Regions from separate parts of the Homo sapiens genome. Here region 1 is linked to region 2. The links are chromatin contacts, found by Hi-C or POLR2A ChIA-PET in ENCODE. All regions are on one chromosome and are shown on one strand. The core of a region is the stretch at or near the end of the contact, and the rest is flanking DNA. Distances in the headings are between cores, read along the strand shown. Region 1 holds the start of HCP5 (HLA complex P5). Region 2 holds the start of BAG6 (BAG cochaperone 6).

Evidence for each region. Hi-C counts contacts between places; a loop is a spot of excess contacts on that map. ChIA-PET counts read pairs that join two places held with the same protein, here RNA polymerase II (POLR2A). Pooled maps may share reads with other maps.
Region 1: a loop to region 2 is called in a pooled map, with 5 times the contacts of the local background. The contact joins the promoter of HCP5 here to the promoter of BAG6 in region 2. A Hi-C loop is called at or near these places in 7 of 50 pooled maps. POLR2A ChIA-PET finds 5 or more read pairs at or near these places in 2 of 52 experiments (HCT116 and K562).

The regions. Positions count from the first base shown.
Region 1 is chr6:31,460,815-31,464,913 of GRCh38, reverse strand. It overlaps HCP5 (HLA complex P5), which reads right to left and starts at 1,734. Exons shown (of 2, transcript NR_040662.1): 1 at 1,635-1,734; 2 at 1-1,543. It also overlaps the pseudogene HLA-X. RefSeq lists enhancers at 1,668-1,962, 1,240-2,439.
Region 2 is chr6:31,651,140-31,654,749 of GRCh38, reverse strand. It overlaps BAG6 (BAG cochaperone 6), which reads left to right and starts at 2,089. Exons shown (of 26, transcript NM_001387994.1): 1 at 2,089-2,326; 2 at 2,974-3,094. The coding sequence starts at 2,987. It also overlaps a transcript of APOM not described here. RefSeq lists enhancers at 1,481-2,060, 2,061-2,640, 2,641-3,220.

The DNA.
Region 1 (4,099 bases), core at 485-2,984, 190 kb after region 2:
CCAGAAAACACCCAAACCTGAAATGGCCCTGAACAACCAAGCAGAAGCACTGAAATTAGCCAGCCTTCCCCATGGGTCAGCCCAGGCCGGGTAGGATGGGTACATAAATGGAGCAAACACAGTGGCAGGGATGAGGCTACCTATGGGTCCAACAGTACTGACTCCCTCCTACCAAGGTAGATCCAGACACTGCCACCTCTAAATGTCCTACTCATCAGCATTTGAACCCAATGATCTTCCCTGGTAGGGCTCTATTTCTTTAGGTGACCAACCAGACCCTAAGTGAGGAGTTGACTACATTGCACTCCTTCCATCCTGGAAGGGCCAGAGGTTCATCTTCACAGGGATAGGCACCTATTCCATAGGTGGGTTTTCCTGTCCTGCTCTCAGACCCTCAGCCAGCACCACTCTCTGGGGGCTGTTGATATTCCTGATCCACAGGCTTGGCACTGCTCTCCGTGCAGTATCTTCGTGGGGGACCCACTTGACAGCGAAGGAGGTGCAGTGTGGCCATGCTGTGGGACCCACTGGTCCTATCACCATCTGCACCAACCAAGGGCTGCTGGCCATAAAGAATGTTGAAAAGAGCTTCTATAGGCACAGCTCAACGCCAGCTTGCAGGAAGCACTCTGCGGGTGGGAGGGTGCCATCTTTCAGGACATGGTGCATTTTAAAAATCAAAGACATCTCTACAGTTCTGTAATCTCAGTAGGAAGAACACGTGGGTCCAGATACCAAGGGGTGGAAGTGGATGTGGCTCCATATCCCATTCCTTCAACTCACCTGTCGTGGGATTTTGCACTTCTCTCCCAAAACCACACTCTGCAGGGTAGAAGGTCCTGGATTCTAAAGGAGGGTACCCTTAAAAGGGGACAAATGAGTGCCCATTGAACTACACATTACAGCTGCCACAGGGGAATTGGACAGTATGTGTCCAGAGACCAGCGGGTGAGAAGAGGAGTCCCCTCCTCTCCAGGCACAGGTAATAGATCCTGATCCCCAGGAGGAGGCATGGCTGCTGTCACACAATGAGGGTAGGAGGAGTTCGTGTGGAACCCAGGGATCCCCTTGGGGGCCTCCTGGTTCCCCTTGTCCCATTGTAAGTGTGAGGAGAATCGTCCAGCCACCCAACCTGAGAGGGTTTGATTTCCAAGAGCCCAGACCCCTCAGGAAGGAAGATTTCAGTCGCATTTCCAGGTAATTTCCCAAGGCCTCGTTCCTGTGCTCTGACATCCTCAGCAGCATTGGTGCAGAGGCCCTACTTCTCTCAGGCTGTTCCCAGCGGGTGATGGGTCACACCAGGGACACCAAAGCAGGACCATTCCTGGGACACAGAGGACTCCTTTGATGGCCAATAGTGGCTGGAGGACTCTTCCACGGCCTTGATCAACTCTCCTTAGATTACCTGTGTTCTAGAATGCATCCAAAACACCTTCTCTCCTTCTGCCCATCACTTGGGGGCACACTTGCATCTCAGTCTATTGCCTTTTCCAGAGTTGTAATGTAAAAATGAGATCATTTCTGCCTTGATTGTAATTGTAATCTGTAATTAAATATATGTGCAGATTTACTCCTCCGGGCGGGCCCCTCGCTCCTTCCCGCAGAGGCTTTTTCCCTCCCGACCCCGCACTCACCTGCCCAGGTCTGGATCAGGGCCACGGCTCCCGAGAACAGCAGGAGGAGGGTTCGGGACTCCATGACCCGCAACCTTGGCGTCTGGGGAGAATCTGAGTCCCGGTGGGCCGGCGAGGACTTTAGAACCAGGAACCGCGGCGACACTGATTGGCTGATCTAGGAACCCAACACCCAATGGAAGTGAGAACTGAGGCCGCATCATGAGTATCCAGGTAAAAGGACCTGACACAGGTTGGGAAAGGTGGAAGAGAGAGAGCGGAGCTCGGGAAACCCCAAAGCTGAGCCGGCCCATCCCAGGCACCGCCCTCGGGGCCTGAAGCCCAGAGAGCCAAGCTCCGGGCCCTGGGACTTGGCTCTTACCCCCTTCTTTTATATCAAACGCTCTGTCTCAATGTCTCCCCGAATCTTGGCCCCGGAGCTGTCTGAGAAACCAGAGAAAAACCCTCAGCATGGGCTCAGTCCCTCTCCCTTCACTTTTCATCCCAGAATCCCCCTCCCTGAACTGGACTTCCTGCCTCCCATTCCTTGCCTGTCCCCCTGGACTCTTCTAGAAGAGAGCTCACCCAGGCAGCTTGATGCCACAGAGTGAGCTTCTCCTGGGAATGGAGGGAAAGACGGGGGTTGTTTTTTCTTTAAATCTGAAAAAGTTGTGCACCTGGGGATTTATGTGGTCTTTTGTCTTTGCAGGTATTTGTTTAGAAACAAAAGAAAGGCAGTTTTTCCATGACTCAGATTAATCTGGAGCAAATCCCTGGAACACTGATCAGCAGTCCCCTTTGACCCCTGCAGCAGTCTTGGGCACTGTGACTTTTTCTCTCAGGCCTTGTTCTCTGACTCATACTCAGTGTGTGTGGGGGTCTGATTCCAGCTCTTCTGAGTCCCTCGGTCTCCACTCAGGTCAGGACCAGAAGTCACTGTTCCTCCCTCAGATACTGGAACTTTCCAAGGAATAGGAGATTATCCCAGGTGCCTGTGTCCAGGCTGGTGTCTGGGTTCTGTGCTCCCTTCCCCACCTCAGGTGTCCTGTCCATTCTCAGGATGGTCACGTGAGTGCTGCTGGAGTGTCCCATGAGGAGTGCAAAGTGCCTGAATTTTCTGATTCTACATTTTTATTTGCCCCAGAGAAAGAATCCACAGTCCACCCTAGGTCCCTCCTAGAAACAAGGGTGTCTGCCTTACAGAAAGATATAAGCGCAGAAGCCTCTGTCTCTATGGAGATGAGGTGTGCCGTCCTCCCAGCACGTGGACATGCGGATGTGCTCACCAACTGGGAAGTTCTCCAAAACTCACTGTCTAGAGGTGTCTATGGAAGTTTCATTGTGTAGGCAAGATTGGTGAAATCATTGGCCATTGATGACTGAGCTCAACTTCCAGCCCCCTTTTCTTCCCCAGAGGATGGGGATGGCAGTGAAAGTTCCAATCCTCTAATCACAGCTGGTGTTTCTGGCAAGCAGCCTCCATCCTGAAACTATCTAGGAGCCCCTCACCCCATAGTCATCTCATTGCCATATTAAAATCATGCTTATCACTGAGGGACTGCAAGCGTTTTAGGACCTGCCTGTCAGGGACTAGGGGCAAAGACCAAATATATTTATTGGATCACAGATCACTTCCTGGTCTTTAACCACATTATTTCTTCTTATAATTTCTATTTATTTATTTATTATTTTATTTTAGAGACAATGTCTTGCTCTGTTGCCCAGGGTAGAATGCAGTGGCACAATCATAGCTCACTGTAACCTCAAATTCTTGGACTCAAGTGATCCTTCCGCCTCAAGTCTCCTGAGCAGCTGGCACTATAGGTGCACACCACCATGGCTGACTAATTTTTAAATATTTTGTAGAAATGCAGTCTCATTATGTGCCCCAGGCTGTTCTGCAACTGTTGGCCTCAAAAGCAATCTTCCCACCATGGCCTCTCAAAGTGGTGAAATTATAAATGTGAGCCCCTTTGCTTGGCCAACCACAGATCTCCTATAGCAGAAGAATCATAGCAGTAAAAAGATACTGGCCCATTACCAGAGTCCTGTTTAGTCATTATCAATTCGCCCATTGCAGTCCAAAAATAGCAATGGTCTCAGCAACATACGGCTTCAACCTTTCAGACATCTGGTAAAAATGAGATAAAAGACAATATCATCATTTGTTTATACCTCTTTTGAGGAGATCATGTTATATTGGATTTTCCTCATTACATACCCCATTTATTCATTCATTTCACCTCAGCTACTATTCTTCCTCTTCTGCATTTATACCAAATATTTCTCATTTTGGAAGGGACATTAGGTTTTCCTGCTGTGCTGGCCTATGCAGGGAGCTATACCATGCTAGTAACAGCGAGTGTCTCCCATCAGTCCATTCCAGTTCATAGAGGTTAGGGTTATTCAGGCAGAGAACTGGTTGGCTATCTGGCTTCCAGGCAATACAGCTGCATTCAATGTTAGCTCCAACTTTGCCAGATGCA
Region 2 (3,610 bases), core at 840-3,339:
ATAGGCAGTAAGAATTGCCAAATAGGTTGTCCTTGGATAGCACCAAGTGACTGGAGCAGTTAATGCTGTGAGAGATGGATCTTCCTCGATAGATTATTTATTTACTTATTTATTTTTAAGACAGGGTCTCACTCTGTCGCCCAGGCATGACTTTGACTTCCCCGGCTCAGATGATTCCCGAGTAGGAGGTATAGGTGCACGCCATCACGCCTAGCTAATTTTTTGTAGACACGGAGTTTCACCATGTTGCCCCAGGCTGGTATTAAACTCCTGAGCTCAAGCAGTCGGCCCACCTTAGCCTCCTAAAGTGTTGGGATTACAGGCATGAGCCACCACACCTAGCTTGATAAATTTATATCCCATGGACTGCCACAAAAAATTTGCCGAGGGCTGAGGCTTGCGATTTAGTTAAAAAACAAACAAAATTTGGGTGACCAGTATATTAGAGTTTATTAATACTGTTCTATTTTGGTGTAATGTTTGAATTTTTTTTTTTTTTTTTTTGAGATGGGAGTCTCGTTCTGTTGCCCAAGCTGGAGTGCAGTGGCGCGATCTTGGCTCACTGCAATCTCCACCTCCCGGGTTCAAAGCAATTCTCTGCCTCAGCCTCCCAAGTAGCTGGGATTACAGGCGCCCGCCACCACGCCAGGCTAATTTTTGTATTTTTAGTAGAGATGGGGTTTCACCATTTTGGCCAGGCTGGTCTTGAACTCCTGACCTCGTGATCCACCCGCCTCATCCTCCCAAGTGTGAGTCACTGCGCCCGGCCGAAAATTTTTGTAATAAAAAGCTAAAATGTGGTTAGGCACAGTAGCTCACACCTATAATCCCAGCACTTTGGGAGGCCAAGTCTGCAAGACCAGGCTGGGCAACATAGCAAGACCCCATCTCTATAAAAATAAAATTAGCCAGGTGTGGTGGTGTGCATCTGTGGTCCCTACTAGGGAGGCTGAGGTGGGAAGATCGGTTGGGCTCGGGAGGCAGAGGCTACAGTGAGTTGTGATTGCGCCACTGCACTCCAGCCTGGGCGACAAAGCGAGACCCTCTCTCAAAAAAATAAGCTAAAATGTTAACAGCTTTTTATTGGGGCAGTAAAGTACAAGTGCTCGATCTGGAGTCCTGTAGGCCTGGATTTGTCAATTCTGACACTTATGTTCGTCTAAGTGTACTCACTTAAAAAATGTTAAAAGCTCGTTAAAAGGCTTTTTAAAATAATACACAAAACCCGTAGTATATGGGCTGGCACAAGTGCTCATTAAACAGCTGCTTATTAGAACTCTTAACTAAAATATAACCAGGACCTGGGTATAAACTACGAATCCCAGAAAGGTTGGACACCCCAACAGCGATGTGTCTTTCTGGAGGACTCGCAGTTTCGCGGGGCCGAGGCCCTTGGCCCAGGGCAGGTTAAGAGAAGAGGGCACGGAGAGGCGGTAATGCCTCCACCCCCGGCCTTCGGAAGCACGCTGGCCGGCCTTTAAATTCCCCACGGTCAGGGTCTTGTCTTTCTGTCCACTCGGACTCCATTTGCTCCCAATTCTCAAACTCGGAAGCGCCTCTTTTCTTGACAAGTCGTGCAACTTAGTAGCACGTTTACTTTTCCTAAAACGTGTCATGTCCCCTTGGCCACACACCGACGAATGTGACGCCCACAGCCCTTAAAACGCCCACCCGGCAGAACCGAAATCTAGCCCAACCAAGCAACCGAGAACAAAATTGACCAGTGCCGCCCCCAAACGCCTACTGAAAGAGTAACTTCCGGAGGCACAGAAGAAAGGGCGCAGCGAGGGCAATAGGGTGGAGAAGAGTTTTAGCTGGCTAGGACAGTGCCGCCTGAAATTATCAGCCTGCCAAGATTTAAACATAGATGAATGTGGCATAATCCCCCATCTCCAAAGTCCAAGGTCCATACGACCGTCCATAGCCCCTCTCGAGGCAGTGGTAGAGTCCCAGCTGGTGACTGTTTTTCAGGCATTTACGGTAGCCACCTCAATCTTCTAGCGCTCAAGCGCGCGCACAGACGTGAACGCCGCCAGAGGGGGGAGGGGGTGGGGCGATGCTTAAGTGTCCACGCATCCGTAGTGCGACGCACGCAGGCGTAGTACGGTCCCCCGGGCGACAGCGGTGGCGGCTCCTCGGGGTGCTCGGCTCCCTCCCACCTAGGCCGGCCCCGGCCCGACTCGCCCTCAGAAACTCACTGTTTGGGGCTGCGGACTTTCTCGTCGTGCCCCACAAAAGTAAAGCTTGGGGACCTGGGGGGAGCCGGAAGTATCGCTTCGAGATCCCCAAATACTATCGGGGAAACGGAAGTGGCCGTCGGTGGCAGGTTTGGGGGAGACCGGAAGTGACGGTCCGTGGGGAAGTCGGGGGCGGAGCCGCGGGGTGGTGGGTGTGTGTGTGTGTGTGTGTGTGTGTGTGTGTGTGTGTGTTTGGCTGTGGGTTAGTTGTGCCGTTCTGCTGGAACACCGTGGGAAGGCAGTAGACGCGGGCAGTCAGCTAGCAGGTCTGTCGCCCCGTGAGTGCCGTTTCGGGTCTATAGTGAGTTAGGAGGGTTCGATGGGCGTGGCGCGCGTGCGCGAAACCACTTTCTCCGCAGAGTGTGGGGCGACCACCGCTTTCGCGTTGTCCCAGGATTTTCCGACCTCTGGGGCGCTTGTCCTGCCGTGACCGGTGATGACACTAGTCTCTGGTCTCGTGCTTCCTTCCTAATCTGACTGGCTCCCTGCTTATTGTGATTGGCGTCGTGGAGCCCCTCCCACCTCTCGTCCTCCAGCTCCCTAAGCCGTCGATCTCCTGCCCTTTGTGTTTCTCTCCCTGTGCCCCGGAATCAGAAGGGGGATGGGGACAGGTGTGAATGTGTGTGTGTGCAGGAGAAACTTTTTAGGTATTGGGGCAGGGATTAATGCTAGGGAGTCTTTCGGGTACACTCTGGTCTGGGCAACAGCGGGCCTTCCTTCCTTCGTTCTTCTTTAGAGACCTGTCGGCCATGGAGCCTAATGATAGTACCAGTACCGCTGTGGAGGAGCCTGACAGCTTGGAGGTGTTGGTGAAGACCTTGGACTCTCAAACTCGTACCTTTATTGTGGGGGCCCAGGTGAGACACCTCACTAGTTCTGGAAGACACCTTTAGCTTTTCCTCGTTTAGGCCCCTTAGCCTGAGAGATGAGCTTGATTTTCTGGTCACCAGATTTTCTTTTTTTTTCTTTTTTTTGAGATGGAGTCACGCCCTGTCTTCCAGGCTGGAGTGCAGTGGCGCGATCTCGACTCACTGAAACTTCCACCTCTTGGGTTCAAGCGATTTTCCTATCTCAGCCTCCTGAGTAGCTGGGATTATAGGCGTGTGCCACTATACCCAGCTGATTTTTGTATTTTTAGTAGAGACGGGGTTTCACCATGTTGGTCAGGCTGGTCTCGAACTCCTTACCTCAGGTGATGTGCCCTCCTCGGCCTCCCAAAGTGCTGGTATTACAGGCATGAGCCACCGCACCTGGCCTCAGATTTTATTTTTATTGATCCCTTTGTTCGTATTCCAGTAGAACGTTTTCTGATGTTTTGTGAGTGAGGCTGATTTTGTTCTGTCCTCCACATGGATAGAACTTAATGCAGAGGG